Linked DNA regions of Homo sapiens: region 1 is linked to region 2. A link is an interaction called in ENCODE POLR2A ChIA-PET data of the cell type or tissue named here. Cell type or tissue: GM12878. All regions are shown on one strand. Links, peaks and the distances in the headings refer to the core of each region. The heading gives the core; the rest is flanking DNA.

Region 1 (6,364 bases), core at 890-5,889, 240 kb after region 2:
CACCTATAATCCCAGCACTCTGAGAGGCCAAGGCAGGCAGATTGCTTGACTCCAAGAGTTCAAGACCAGTTTGGGCAACATGGTGAAACCCCATCTCTACAAAAAATACAAAAATTAGCAGGGTGTGGTGGCATATGCCTTAGTCCCAGCCACTCAGGAGGCTGAAGTGGGAGGATCGCTTAAGCCCGGAGGTGGAGGCTGCAGTAAGCCATGTTCACACCATTGCACTCAAGCGTGAGTGACAGAGTGAGACCCTGTCTCAAAACAGACAAAGAAAGAAACATAAAGAGCCACTTGAAGAGGCCTGAAATGCTACGGAGGGAGTTGCGGGCTCTTCTTCAAGGCCTGGTAGGAAGGTCAGGAAAGCATGGGGCCTGGGGCAGCAAGGCAGGAAGGATGCAATTGCACAAGGTGCTGGAGGCAACTGAAGCTCCAGGTTAGTGACCTGTCCAAAGCCACATGGCCAGTATGTGGCCAGCAGGGATGTCAACTCAGGTGAGTCTTCCTCTAGCCCAGAGTTCTTCTGACCACACAAAGACTGCCCTCTCTGTGGGGAGGAATGTAGAGATAGTCAGGGCTCAGCATTATGGACCTGCTGGGTGCTCTGCCCTGAGATCAGCCTCCAGGCAGTTCTTTCTTGGGATCTTCACCCCTGCCTGGCCACCAGCCATGCCTCTGGCCCAGTCCCCTCCCAGGGAGACATTTGCAGGCCTTGAATAGCCTGAGTCATGGCTGTGAGCTGGAGGAGAGAGAGAGAGAGACAGAGCCTGGGGGCTGGTATCATCCAAGACCCCATGCCAGGACCTTCCAGTGAGCCAGCCATGGATGAGTGGGGGCAGCACACAGAGAACATTCCTGGAAAACAATTTGCCTTTAGTAACCCTCTCAGGCTTTCTTGGCCATACCAACACATTTGGTCTCAGGTTGGCAAGGCCTGGGATGGCTGTGAGCATCTGGTGAGGCCTTAGTGGGTCAGGGGGAATGCTGCTTTGGCCTCCTGGGAACTGCCAACGGGCATCTCCACTGGAAGGTCCTGGATGGTACCTTCATGATGCAGTTCATGGTGTGAAGACTTCAGGCTGCAGAATTAGCGATTCACTGACTTTATTCCAGAGAGGGAGAGAGCCCAGATATATATGTATGCATGTAAGTGTGTATGTCTGAGTAATAATGTGTGTGTGGGTGCATGCATCTATGACTTAGACATTCATTCATTCATTCAATCATTCTGCAAATATTTACTGTTGCCTATTATGTGCCATGGGAGATTCCACAGTAAATAAAAGAGGCAAGGTCCCTGTCCTCAAAGGTGTTATTAGACCCAGAGCACACATCTCCATGTGATGCGTGTGTACATAAAGGAACATGTGGCTGCCTGTGTGTGTGTCTGAAGAGAGGTCTGAATATCTGAGTTTCTGAGTATGTGTGTGTCTAAACATATGAGTCTGAGCATGTGTGTGTGAAGGGGAGAGAATTACTCATCCACTTAGAAAGGCCTCTCCCAGAGCAGTTATATTTTCATAAATAAAAATAATCAGATAATGAGTTCATTTCCGATCTCAAGTTTGATGCCAACATTCCAGTGAAACAAGACTCGCTGGCGGGCTGGCTGCACTCTGTGTGGCTTGGATTAGCTGGGGAAAGTGCAGAGGCCAGACCTGCCACTTGCAGGCTGTAGGGAGTAGAGGAGGAAGAGAGGGTGGCCTACAACCAAAGGACTGACAGCATGTGTCTGGGGCTGAGTAGCCCCTCACCCTTACACAGGTATCAGCAGACAACACTCAGGAGTAAGTTCGGGCCTTATACCCCCAACAGCCTGTGTAAGGCCTGAACTTCCTCCATTCACTCCTTGGAACCAGTGATGGACAGAGTCTGTGCTGCTTTGTAAATGCAGATGGCCCCAGAAAAGATGGCCCACTGAGCTGCCATGAATCATGGAAGGCTCAGTGAATGACCCTTTCCCTGGGCACCCAGGCCAGAGCTCAGGGATGCCTGCTGGGAGAACAGTAGCAGGGTACAGAGAGAGGTTGTGACTAGATCCCCTAGGGGAGAGGGATAGAGGCCACAGGCAGACTACAGCCCCTGCTTCTGCTTGGATTGACATTCAAGGAGTCAAGTTAATGCCTCAGTTCGGCATTCATGGTCTTGGACAATGGTTTTCCCAAATGGATCTGGGCTCTCCTGGTCCACCTCCCCTCACCCATGCTCCTGCCAGACACAACCATCTTCTACTTGGCCCTCTCTGCCTTTGCTTAGGCTATTCCTTCTTGGAATGCTTTTCCCCAACTCTGCATGCCCAAATGGATCAGGTCTTGAAGATCCAAATGTGGCCCCCTTCATGCAGTCTTCCCTAATTCTGCCAGCTAGGAATGCTTTCTCACATTCAGTGGTGACCGCCTTTTAACAGTGTCCTCCTTTTCCTCCTGGACTCCAAGTTCCAAGAGGGCAGGATCTGTGCCTCCCTCAGCTGATTTTCCTCCACAAGTCCTAGCCAGCCTGAAGATGGGGCTGCTCCTGCAAGCTGGTCAGAAAGGTGAACGGAGCTGGAGTCAGTAGCAACTGTAGGTGGACCTGGGGGGAACCAGTCAAGGTTGTGCCTTGAGATATGCCCCTGCTCTGAATTTGAGACCTAATGCCAGACAGGAGTGCCCTGGAGTTAGATAGGGGCTTGGAAAAGGGCACTAAGGGGAGAGGGATGGGGAAAGGAGAGGGGCTTTTCCTAGGAGGCACGACTTGGACCCCAAAGCGAGACATCTGTGAGATGTCAGGGTACTACACTGGGGGGCTGGGGTGGAGGATTGTGGGGATAATCAATTCAGAGGCACAGGCTGATTTTCTGCAAGTAAGGAAGAGGAGTCCACAGAGGTTGTCTGTCCATCCATCCATCTGTCCATTCTTCCATCTGTCCATTTCACTATGTACTTACCTGTTCATGCATTCAACAAGCAGCATTGAGCCTCTCCTGTATGCCGAAGCCTTGTGGAGCTTTACATACATTATTTCATCTACTCACAACAGCTGCGTGAGGAACGTATCTCAGAGGAGGAGGCTGAGCCTCAGAGAAGTTGAAGGCAACGTTCAGGGTCACAGTCCAATGTCCACGCTGCTTCTCCAAAACCCGAGCTCTTCCCACGCCAGCAAAGAACAAATGGCTTATTTCTCAGCCTCTCCCTGGCTTCAGGCTGAGCTAGATCATGGCCCTTGGGCAATATGATTAAGCCTTTTTCTTGTCTGGGAAGTTCAGCCTGTGTCTCCACCCAGGGGCCCCAGACACAATTTGGCCATCAGCCAGCTGTCTTTATCCTCTAACATCTTTGCTGACAAGACCACTTCTAGGGGCAAGCTCCTAACCCAAGGAGCAAAGCTTCACCAGTGGAATTTTTAACAGAGAGAGAAGCTTTTTTGGGCAGGCACCCTCTTACTTTGCCAAGAGGGAGGATAATCCTGGCAAGAGGGTCCAGCATGACAGAAAGAGCTGCAAGTGTTGTCAAAAATCACCTGGGAGGTTGCTGTAAATGCATATTCTGGGGCCCCATCCCTATACAGTTCAGTTAAATAATCTGGGATGGGCACAGAAGTCTGAATTTTTTTTTTTTTTTTTTTTTTTTTTGAGACGGAGTCTCGCTCTGTCGCCCAGGCTGGAGTGCAGCGGCGGGATCTCGGCTCACTGCAAGCTCCGCCTCCCGGGTTCACGCCATTCTCCTGCCTCAGCCTCCCGAGTAGCTGGGACTACAGGCGCCCGCCACTACGCCCGGCTAATTTTTTGTATTTTTAGTAGAGACGGGGTTTCACCGTTTTAGCCGGGATGGTCTCGATCTCCTGACCTCGTGATCCGCCCGCCTCGGCCTCCCAAAGTGCTGGGATTACAGGCGTGAGCCACCGCGCCCAGCCCAGAAGTCTGAATTTTTAACAAGCCCCAAAGGTTGTTGACGTGCGTTGTCAGAGGACTCACAAGAAATGGGCACGAAACAGGACTTCCCTTAATGCACCTGAAGATCACACCACTGTTTAGCGCGGACACATTTCACAGTTAAATGGCACTCATCTGAATATCTAAAATCTTTCATTTTTTTTTTCTTTTAACCTGTGCTGATGCTGTGGATTTCTTGGATTCCACAAGCAGATCCTTACACTGAATCCCCTTCAGACTCATCTCTTTAAATGTGGCCTATCCACCCAGCCTGACCAAATCTTTTTGGATCCCAATTTTATTATTCAGTGCATTTCCCACTCTTCTCAGCTTGGATGGTCTGCAAATTCTACCAGCCACATATCCACCCAAGTTCCTGATAAACATGTCGAAGGGGCCAGGACCAAAGCTGTGTAAGAAGCTCTCGCCACACCACCACAGGCAGGCCTCAAGGCCCAGCGCCTGAGGAGTCACAAAGCCTGCAACCTGAACTGCTTCACCCTCCAGGCCTGCATGGCAGAGGACGCTATGAAAGGCTTGCTGGAATCCAGCCACGGGAGCCTGGCCATTCTAGTGTCCTCCCTCAGCCCATCAGCCGGACACGGAGGCTACCTGGATCAGATGCTGAACTCCTTCATGGCTTACTGCATTTTGGATGGACAAACCCATCTTTTCTCAGTGCATGTCCAGAACTGTGGTATCAAGTTCACAGATAGGTAGAGCAGGTTTCTCTCCGTGCCCCTTCCTGAGACTCAGGCCTCCTTGGTGACTATGCTGCAGTTTGGCAATCTCTAGGCCAGGAGACCTATGTATGTATATACCTGTGACCCAGAAGATAGGGTGGAGGTAGGCAAGGAGTAGGCAAGGGGTGGAGAGTTGGGGAGAGGCGAGACTCGTGGGAATTTGGTTTTCCTTAAGGCTGGAGTTTGGAATAAGTGGTCAATGTAACTGGCCGTAAGCCTTGGAATGAAACTCCTCCTTTCCCACTGGCAGAAAGGGCTGAGCCGCCGCCTTGCACATCCCAGGCTGGAACTTGAGCCGCGCAGCTGGCTGTGTGCAAAGTGGGGAAAGAGGGGAAGAGGGGACTCTAACAAAAATGTTCTGGGCCTGGCTGGGAATGCTGAGCACAGAAATTTGATCGGGGACTGAAACAACTCCAAATGTTTCCCACATTTCTTGGAAATGGAGGCATTCTCACCAGAACCTGGGTTTTCTTTTGAATAACACTTCCCCCTAAACCTGTCCCCCACCCTGAGAGGGTGGGAGTTGGGACGGGAAGCAAGCATTTACCATGCCATCAGCGATCCTGGGCTGTTTGTCTCTGAAATTACCATCAGCCATTAGAAGGGAAAAGTGGGGAGGCTTTGCAGAAGAGGTGCAAGAACCACCCAGCAACCCCAACTCGCTCCGCTGGGCTGCTGAGGTCCAGAGATTTATGTTCCTCCCTCTGCCCTGGTTCTAAAGCTCCTCCTCTGAGTTCAAGCTGAGTGGAGCTGCCTCCTGCCCTCCAAGGGCAGCTGTCCTGCAGCTCGCCCCTCCCTTTCTCTAGCTGTCCACCCCTTTGGCCTCTGCTCCCTGACTCCTGCTCTTTCAGGGGCCATGGGAGAGAGAGGCCTGACCCCTGGATTTTCACTGCCACCTCTTAGCCATTAGCCTGGCGCCTGAGGCCCTCGTCACACCCCAGGCTATGCTTGGGGCTGGGAGCCCTTTGCTGCCCACGCCTGCCCCTCTCAGGAGCTGGAAGAAGCCGCTGCTATGATAGAAGTTTCCATCAGAAAAAGGAGAGGAAGTGAAGGTTGCAGAAGGAGGAGAAAACAAAAGCTGTGTCAGTCTTTGCCCATGTCCAGATCTGGAGCCGGACAATCGCCCCTCGGGGGCTCGGCTTTGAGCCACAGCTGTGTCTGCCCTGTGGAAGGAGGAGCAGCCTCCCCCCACCTCTGGTTTTCCATGAGGTGGAAATGGGGCACCTAAGGAGAGGCACGAGCAGTAACAGAACCCTCTTCATACATATTATGCCCCCCAAGAAAGCGCGGGGCCTGGGTTCAGGTCCACTTTGTCATGAGCTGACTCTAGGGGACAGGCCCCCACCCGGGCTTCTCTCTCTTGTGGATGTGGACTGTATGGGTACACAGGGTTGTGCCAGAGGTTCCAGATGCTGCAGGACAAGCATGGCTCATCCTGGAGAGCATCAGGTTTGCCAGACTGTAGGAAGAAAAGCACCATCATTTTTATATTGAAGTAGCCATGTGTATATTATGAAGGAAGATGCAAAACACATATCAATTTTTAAGAAAACACCACTTTTCCAACAAATCACACCATTGGAGCCCCTTGAAGCTACTCCCTCGGATGCTCACTCTCCACTCCCTTCAAATACACCAGCCCTCTGTGCCTCAGTTTCTTCGGCCAAGAAGTGGGGTAGTGTTAACCCCACGTATGAGGAAAGGCTGGTGG
Region 2 (6,364 bases), core at 523-5,522:
GAACAGAGTTTTGACAGTGGGTAGGGATTCACCAGGATGGGCAAGGTGGAGGTAGGTATTACAGACAGAGGTAGAAGCATGGCCAAAGCTGTAAGGGCACAAATCAAGCACAGCCTTCAGAGCACTAGGGACATGGCAACTGGGGTGTTGGGTTCAAGGCCAGGCAGGTGTGACTGGTGAGGCTGAGGAGGCAGAAACTCAGTCATGGAAGGCCTCATTCACAGGCCAAAGTCCAAGGAGCCTCAATTTGACCCTGTAGACAAAGGAGTTCATTGGACGATCTAAGACAGAGAGTAGGACTGTGTGGTTTTTAAGACAATGTGACATTTCTTTCTCTGCCCTCATCCTTACAGGATTTTTAGGACCCTTATGGAACCAAGTTCCTAGTGTCACTCCAAAATAATGTAACTGGCTGGATGCAGTGGCTCACGCCTATAATCCCAGCACTTTGGGAGGACAAAGCAGGAGGATTGCCTGAGGCCAGGAGTTCGAGATAAGCCTGGGCAACATAGCAAGACTCCATCTCTACAGAATTTTTTTTTTAATTAGCTGGACATGGTGTTATGTGCCTGTAGAGTCCCAGATACTCAGGATGCTGAGGCAGGAGGATCCCTTCAACCCAGGAGTTCAAGGCTGCAGTGATCTGTGATCACACCATTGCAGTCCAACCTGGGTGACAGAGCAAGATCCTGTCTCTAAAAAAAAGAAAAAAAAGAAAAAAAAAGAATGTAACTGGAGATGCATTCACTTTGCTTTTGCCCAGCCATTTTGATAATCAATATTAGGGGTTTGGGAGGTAGGGAGTGGGGAATGGAGGAACAGACTAGAATGAAAGCCAGCGCTATGGTAAAAGGAATTATTTTAGAATGGTGGGATTACAGGGGAGATTCCTTCTCTTATTTTCTATTTTACTAATTTTATGAAACATAATTCTGTTTCATTATGTGTATATACATATGTTTAAATTAAATGTATTTAAATATGAATCTTGAAAGGGATTGATTATTCCAAAGGAAATGAAGTAATAACAATTTCAGGGAAACTTTTTTGGATGGAGGAGCATCTGCTCATCCCCTCTCCAGTCCTATTCTGTAAATGGCCTTGGAAGGCTGTTCCTACCTCTGACATGTCTTAGAACCACGTTGAAGGGCTAGGGGCATAAACAAGGAGAAAAACAGTGAAGGAGAAAGGCAGAGAAGATTATTAGAAAAGCTTAAGATAATGATGTGTTTTATGTAATTCAAACTTTTATCATAGTGCTTCCCAATCATTTGAGGTTTCCTCAGCCATTAACTAGGTTTTAAAATTTTCAAATCTGGGGGTTTTGTTTTGAGTTTTAAACCCACAAGGACTCTCTGTCCCCTGTGTTCTTTTTCCTCTTCTGAATCCAGCTGTCATCGTTAGTATATATCAGTTTCCTGCTGGAATGGAAAGAAAATTATAGTGTCCAGTTGTAGTTGAGGGAACAAGAAAGAAAAAGCCGAACTGCCACAAGGACTCAGAGGGCTGGGTCTCAGGCTGGGCAGCGACATGGAGACGAGAGCTTTAATTCTTATATTAAACCCATCTTAAATTATTTGCTCTCAGGTTGGAAATTTTCCATTGAAATTTCTGTTTACAGAAATACTATCTAAGACTTGACTAAATATTTACCCCTTTGACAGATGGACTTTCTGTTTCTCTTATGCCCACACCCCTTAAAATTGTGTCTGTCACAGCTACTGAATTGAACATTTTCTTTTACCAAGTATTTAAACAAATACCTACCTGCACTTTCAGACTTTCATTTTAAGCTCTCTTGTTGGGTTTTATGAGCGGGTTTTTCCTTTCCTAGTCTCCATTTTATAAATTTTATGCAACTTGGTTCTTTTATAATTATGTGTATGTGTAATATATTGAAATATGACTCATGAAGAGGATTGATTAATCCTAAAGAAATGACATAGCAATCATAGATAGGAATATTTTAGGCTGATAAGGATTTGTCCATCCATACCCTTCATATAAATGATCTCAGAAGGCTGTTTTCCTACCCCTGAAATATGGATAGGATGCCCATTATACCCTCATTTTTAGGAAACATTGTTTTCAATCTCATCCTCCTTGTTTGTAGGGGGCTATAATAATAGTGGCCAACATTTATTGAGCATCTATCTCTATGCCAAGCACTGCCAAGCATTTTATGTGCATTAATGAAGAAAGTACTAATGTTCCTTCATGAGACCACAGAAACTGAGGCATAGCGAGAAGTGCCTAACATCCCATGTGTGCTAAGGTGGCAGATCCTGAGCTCTCCAGCTGCCCTCACTGTGGCCTCACGGCACAACCAGGGCCAGAGTCAGGAAACATCAGTCACTCGCTTAGGGAAGGGAGTCCGAGAACCCTCTTCGTGGACTCAACTTCCCAGGCTTCTGTCCCTGCTGCAGAATGCCCAGGCCACAGAGAAGGGACCCCCTTTTCAGGAGCTTCCACGTCACAGGCTTTTATGGGGCCTTTCTTGCTTGTGTTTCTGTTTCCCATCCTGAGGGTGTGTGGAATAATACGAGAGCCTACCCAGGACTGGAGCGTGTTATTAGAAAGAGCACGCTTGACTGCTCCCGGGCAGCCACCTGCCCTTTTTCCCTTGGAAAGTGGACCTATGGCCACTGCACAAAACACTTCCTAATACCAGGCTGCTGGTGACTACATTTTGTGGTTTCTTTGTTAGTTGATATTTATAGTTCAGATCTCATCACTCTGCCAAGTGCAATAAACATTTTGTTTTAACTGGAATATAACTTTTATTATTGTTATTATTTTTCTTTTAAATGTCTTAAAAGTGACCAGCTTGTGCAAGTGGAGTCAGAAACCCTAAATAGTCTAAATGCCAAGTCAGTGCGCTCTGTAGATCAGTGTACGATTAGAAGACAGGCTCTCATTTATTACTGCTTGTATTTATATAATGGAAGTTAGGTAACATAAGCCCCTCTGCAGGCCAGCTTAGATGTTGATGATGCTTAAATGGTAAAATCTGTGAGAAATGTTCAACAATGCCCTGTATTTGTACTGCCTAAAACATGAATAATACATATGTGACATGAATAAATAGGTCAGTGATTTTTATGACATATTAATTTCCTTTACCTAAGTTCCTGGGAAATATAGCTGAACAGTTACAGAGAATGAAAACAAACACTGGCATCTTACAAACACCTGCTTTGATTATTTAGTCTAATTAGGTTAAATTTAACTATTTCCATTTTAACAAATTGAAAACAATTCTTATCTGTTCCTCGGTCATGCACTTTATCAGTGTTGGATGCAGATGTGTTTAATATGACACAGTTGGTGCTGTTTTCTCAGCTCTGGGTGGGAAATAAAAAGGAATTGAGAACATATTTTTAGAGTCTTCTGGGGACTTTGTATTTCTGGGCCTATAGCTATGAAATTTTAAGGAGGAGGAAAAAAAAAAAAAAAAAACAGGCTTTGTTGTCAATAAATTAGTTGGTTTTCCCCAAAACACTGGAACTGTCATCTGAACTGCTGCTTGTGCCAAAATTATCTTTCCCAGGGAACAGTGAGCTTCTAAAATAACAGATGTTTCCTAGCTGTCTTTCAGAAGTCAGAATAATATAGGGTATGTTATTAGATTGCTAGGTTAACGTGGTGTTTACTCTGTTAATTCCAAACCTTGCGCTGAGTACAGAGGCCCACAATTCTTTAGAAATTTAGTTTAGAGATCATAGCAATTTAAGTGACTTACCCAAGGTTACACAGCTGGTTAGTGAAAAGGGTGAGCTTTCCTGACTCCTTATTCACCGTCCATTTCTGTGACCAAAGTTAAAGGCCTCATATAATGTGAGAGTTGTGTCTGTGGCAGAACCGTGTCATGAAACCTTCTACCCACATTTTCATCCCAGGAGTGAAATACCGTTCTAGTCAACAACTAGGGTCTCAGAACATCTGTGATTTCTTTTTTTTTTTTTTTTGCAGCTTTGTCACCCAGGCTGGAGTGCAGTGGCACAGTCATGGCTCGCTGCAGCCTCAACCTCATGGGCCCAAGTGATCCTCCTGCCTCAGCCTCCTGAGTAGCTGGGACCACAGGCGCATGCCACTATGCCAACCTAGTGGTTTTTCTGTTTTTGTTTTTAATTTTTTATTTTGTAGAGAGAGGTCTCCCTTTGTTGCCTAGGCTGGTCTCAAACTTCTGGGCTTAAGCAGCCCTCCTGCCTCGGCCTCCCAAAGTGCTGGGATTACAGGCATGAGCCACCATGACCGGCCACATCTGTGGTTTCAGTGTTCTCTGTTCCTGCCTTTCCCAGCTCCAGCTGCACATCACAGATAATCTGAAAGTAGTTGCCCATGTCAGTTAAATTTTTATGCAAGTAGTTTTTGAAAGTCTATTTAAGATATTTCATGTAAATGGAATCATACCTTTGTGGCCTTTCATGTGTGGATTCTTTCACTTAACATGTTTTGAAGGTTCATCCATGTTGGTCATTTTGTTCTTTTTATGGCTGAATAATATTCCAGTATATAGATATCACATTTTGTTTATCCATTCATCAGTTTGATGGACATTTGGGTTGTTTTCACTTTTGGGTTGTTATGAATAATGCTGCTATGAGCATTCATGGGCAAGTTTTTGCTGGGACCTGTGTTTTCAATTCTCTTGGGTATTTACCTAGAAGTGGAATGTCTGGGCCATATGCCAACTCTAAGTTTAACTTTTTGAAGAATTGCTAAATTGTTTCCAAAGAGTCTGCAACCATCTTACATTTTTACCACCAGTGTATGAAGTTTCCAGTTTCTCAATATCCTTACCAACTCTTACTGTCCATCTGTTTTATTAATAGCCATCCTAGTGCTGGGATCTAATTGTGCTTTTGATTTGCATTTCCCTAATGACTAATGAGTTTGAGCATCTTTTCTAGTGCTAGTTGGTCATTTATATATCTTCAAAGAACGGTCTCTTCAGATCCTTTGCGCATTTTTAAGTGAGTTGTCTCTTTTTTTTTTTTGAGACGGAGTTTCGCTCTTGTTGCCCAAGCTGGAGTGCAATGGCACGATCTCGGTTCACTGCAACCTCCGCCTCCCGGTTTCAAGCGATTCTCCTGCCTCAGCCTCCCAAGTAGCTGGGATTACAGGCATGTGCCACCACACCTGGCTAATTTTGTATTTTTAGTAGAGACAGGAGTTCACCATGTTAACCAGGCTGGTGTCGAACTCGCTACCTCAGGTGATCTGCCTGCCTCAGCCTCCCAAAGTGCTGGGATTACAGGCGTGAGCCACCGCGCCCAGCCGAGTTATTTCTCTTTTTATTCTCAAGTTGTAAGGGTTCTTTTTATGTCCAAGATATTAATCCCTTATAAGACACACAGTTTGCAAATATTTTCTCCCTTTCTGTGGATTTTTACTGTCTTCATAATATCCTTTGATGGACAAAAGTTTTTAGTTTTGAAGTCCATTGTATCTGTTTTTTATTGCTTGTGCATTTGATTTCATGTCTAAAATAATTGCCTAATCCAAAGTCACAAAGATTTGCACCCATGTTTTCCTCTGGAAGTTTTACAGTTTTAGTTCATAAGTTTATGATCCATGTTGAGTTAATTTTTATATCTGATAGGAGGTACAGATTCAGCCTCATTCCTTTGGCATATGTGACTATCCATTTGTCCTAGCACTGTATTTCAAAAAGACTATCCTTTCCCCATTGAATTGTCATGGCACCCTTGTCAAAAAGTCAGTTGACCATAAATTAGGGGTTTGTTTCTCGATTCTTAATTGTATTCCATTGATCTATGTATCTATCCTTATGCCAGGAGCACACTGTCTTGATTATCATTACTTCATAGTAACTTGAAATCAGGATGTGTGAGTCCTCTTTCTTCATTTTTCAACATTGCTTTGCCTATTCTGGGTTCCTTGCATTTTCACATGAATTTTAGGATCAGCTTGTTTGGGGGGGGGGCGGGAAAGGGAGGGAGGGAGGGAGGGAGGAAAGAAAAAGCCAGCTGGAATCTTGATAGGGATTGCATTAAATCTGTAGATCAATTTGAAGAGTACTGCCATCATAACAATATGATGTCTTTAAATCCACAAACACTGGATGTCTTTCCATTTATTTAGGTCTCTTTAATTTATTTCAGTGGGTGTTTTATAGTTTTCAGTGCACATATACTTCATGCACATCTTTCATTAAATAATTTGTTCCTATTCTTTTTGATGCTGTTATAAATAGAATTATTTTCTTAATTTCATTTGTGGATTGTTCATTGCTACTGTATAGAGCTACAATTGATATTTGTATATTGATCTTTTATCCTGCAACATTACTGAACAAACTTATTAGCTCTAATAGGTTCTATTGTGGACTCCTTTTTTC

Evidence for each region. ChIA-PET counts read pairs that join two places held together with the same protein. Peaks named below come from ENCODE experiments on the same cell type or tissue, not always from the same donor. Only the 100,000 strongest peaks of a DNase experiment are listed, where the experiment ranks them.
Region 1: POLR2A ChIA-PET joins it to region 2 with 5 read pairs; 2 of 35 experiments call an interaction of 5 or more read pairs at or near these places.

Annotation. Positions count from the first base shown.
Region 1 is chr2:43,070,416-43,076,779 of GRCh38, reverse strand. LOC107985876 reads left to right here. Exons shown (of 3, transcript XM_047446566.1): 3 at 4,220-6,364. LOC124907756 (a long non-coding RNA gene) reads right to left here and starts at 3,151. Exons shown (of 2, transcript XR_007086299.1): 1 at 2,927-3,151. In GM12878, for the core only: no CTCF peak of the experiment used is centred there; no DNase peak of the experiment used is centred there.
Region 2 is chr2:43,309,813-43,316,176 of GRCh38, reverse strand. All of the region lies in intron 31 of THADA (THADA armadillo repeat containing), which reads left to right. Among named protein-coding and RNA genes, the nearest start is that of LINC01126, 86 kb to the right of the region's middle. In GM12878, for the core only: no CTCF peak of the experiment used is centred there; no DNase peak of the experiment used is centred there; H3K27ac peaks cover 279 bases.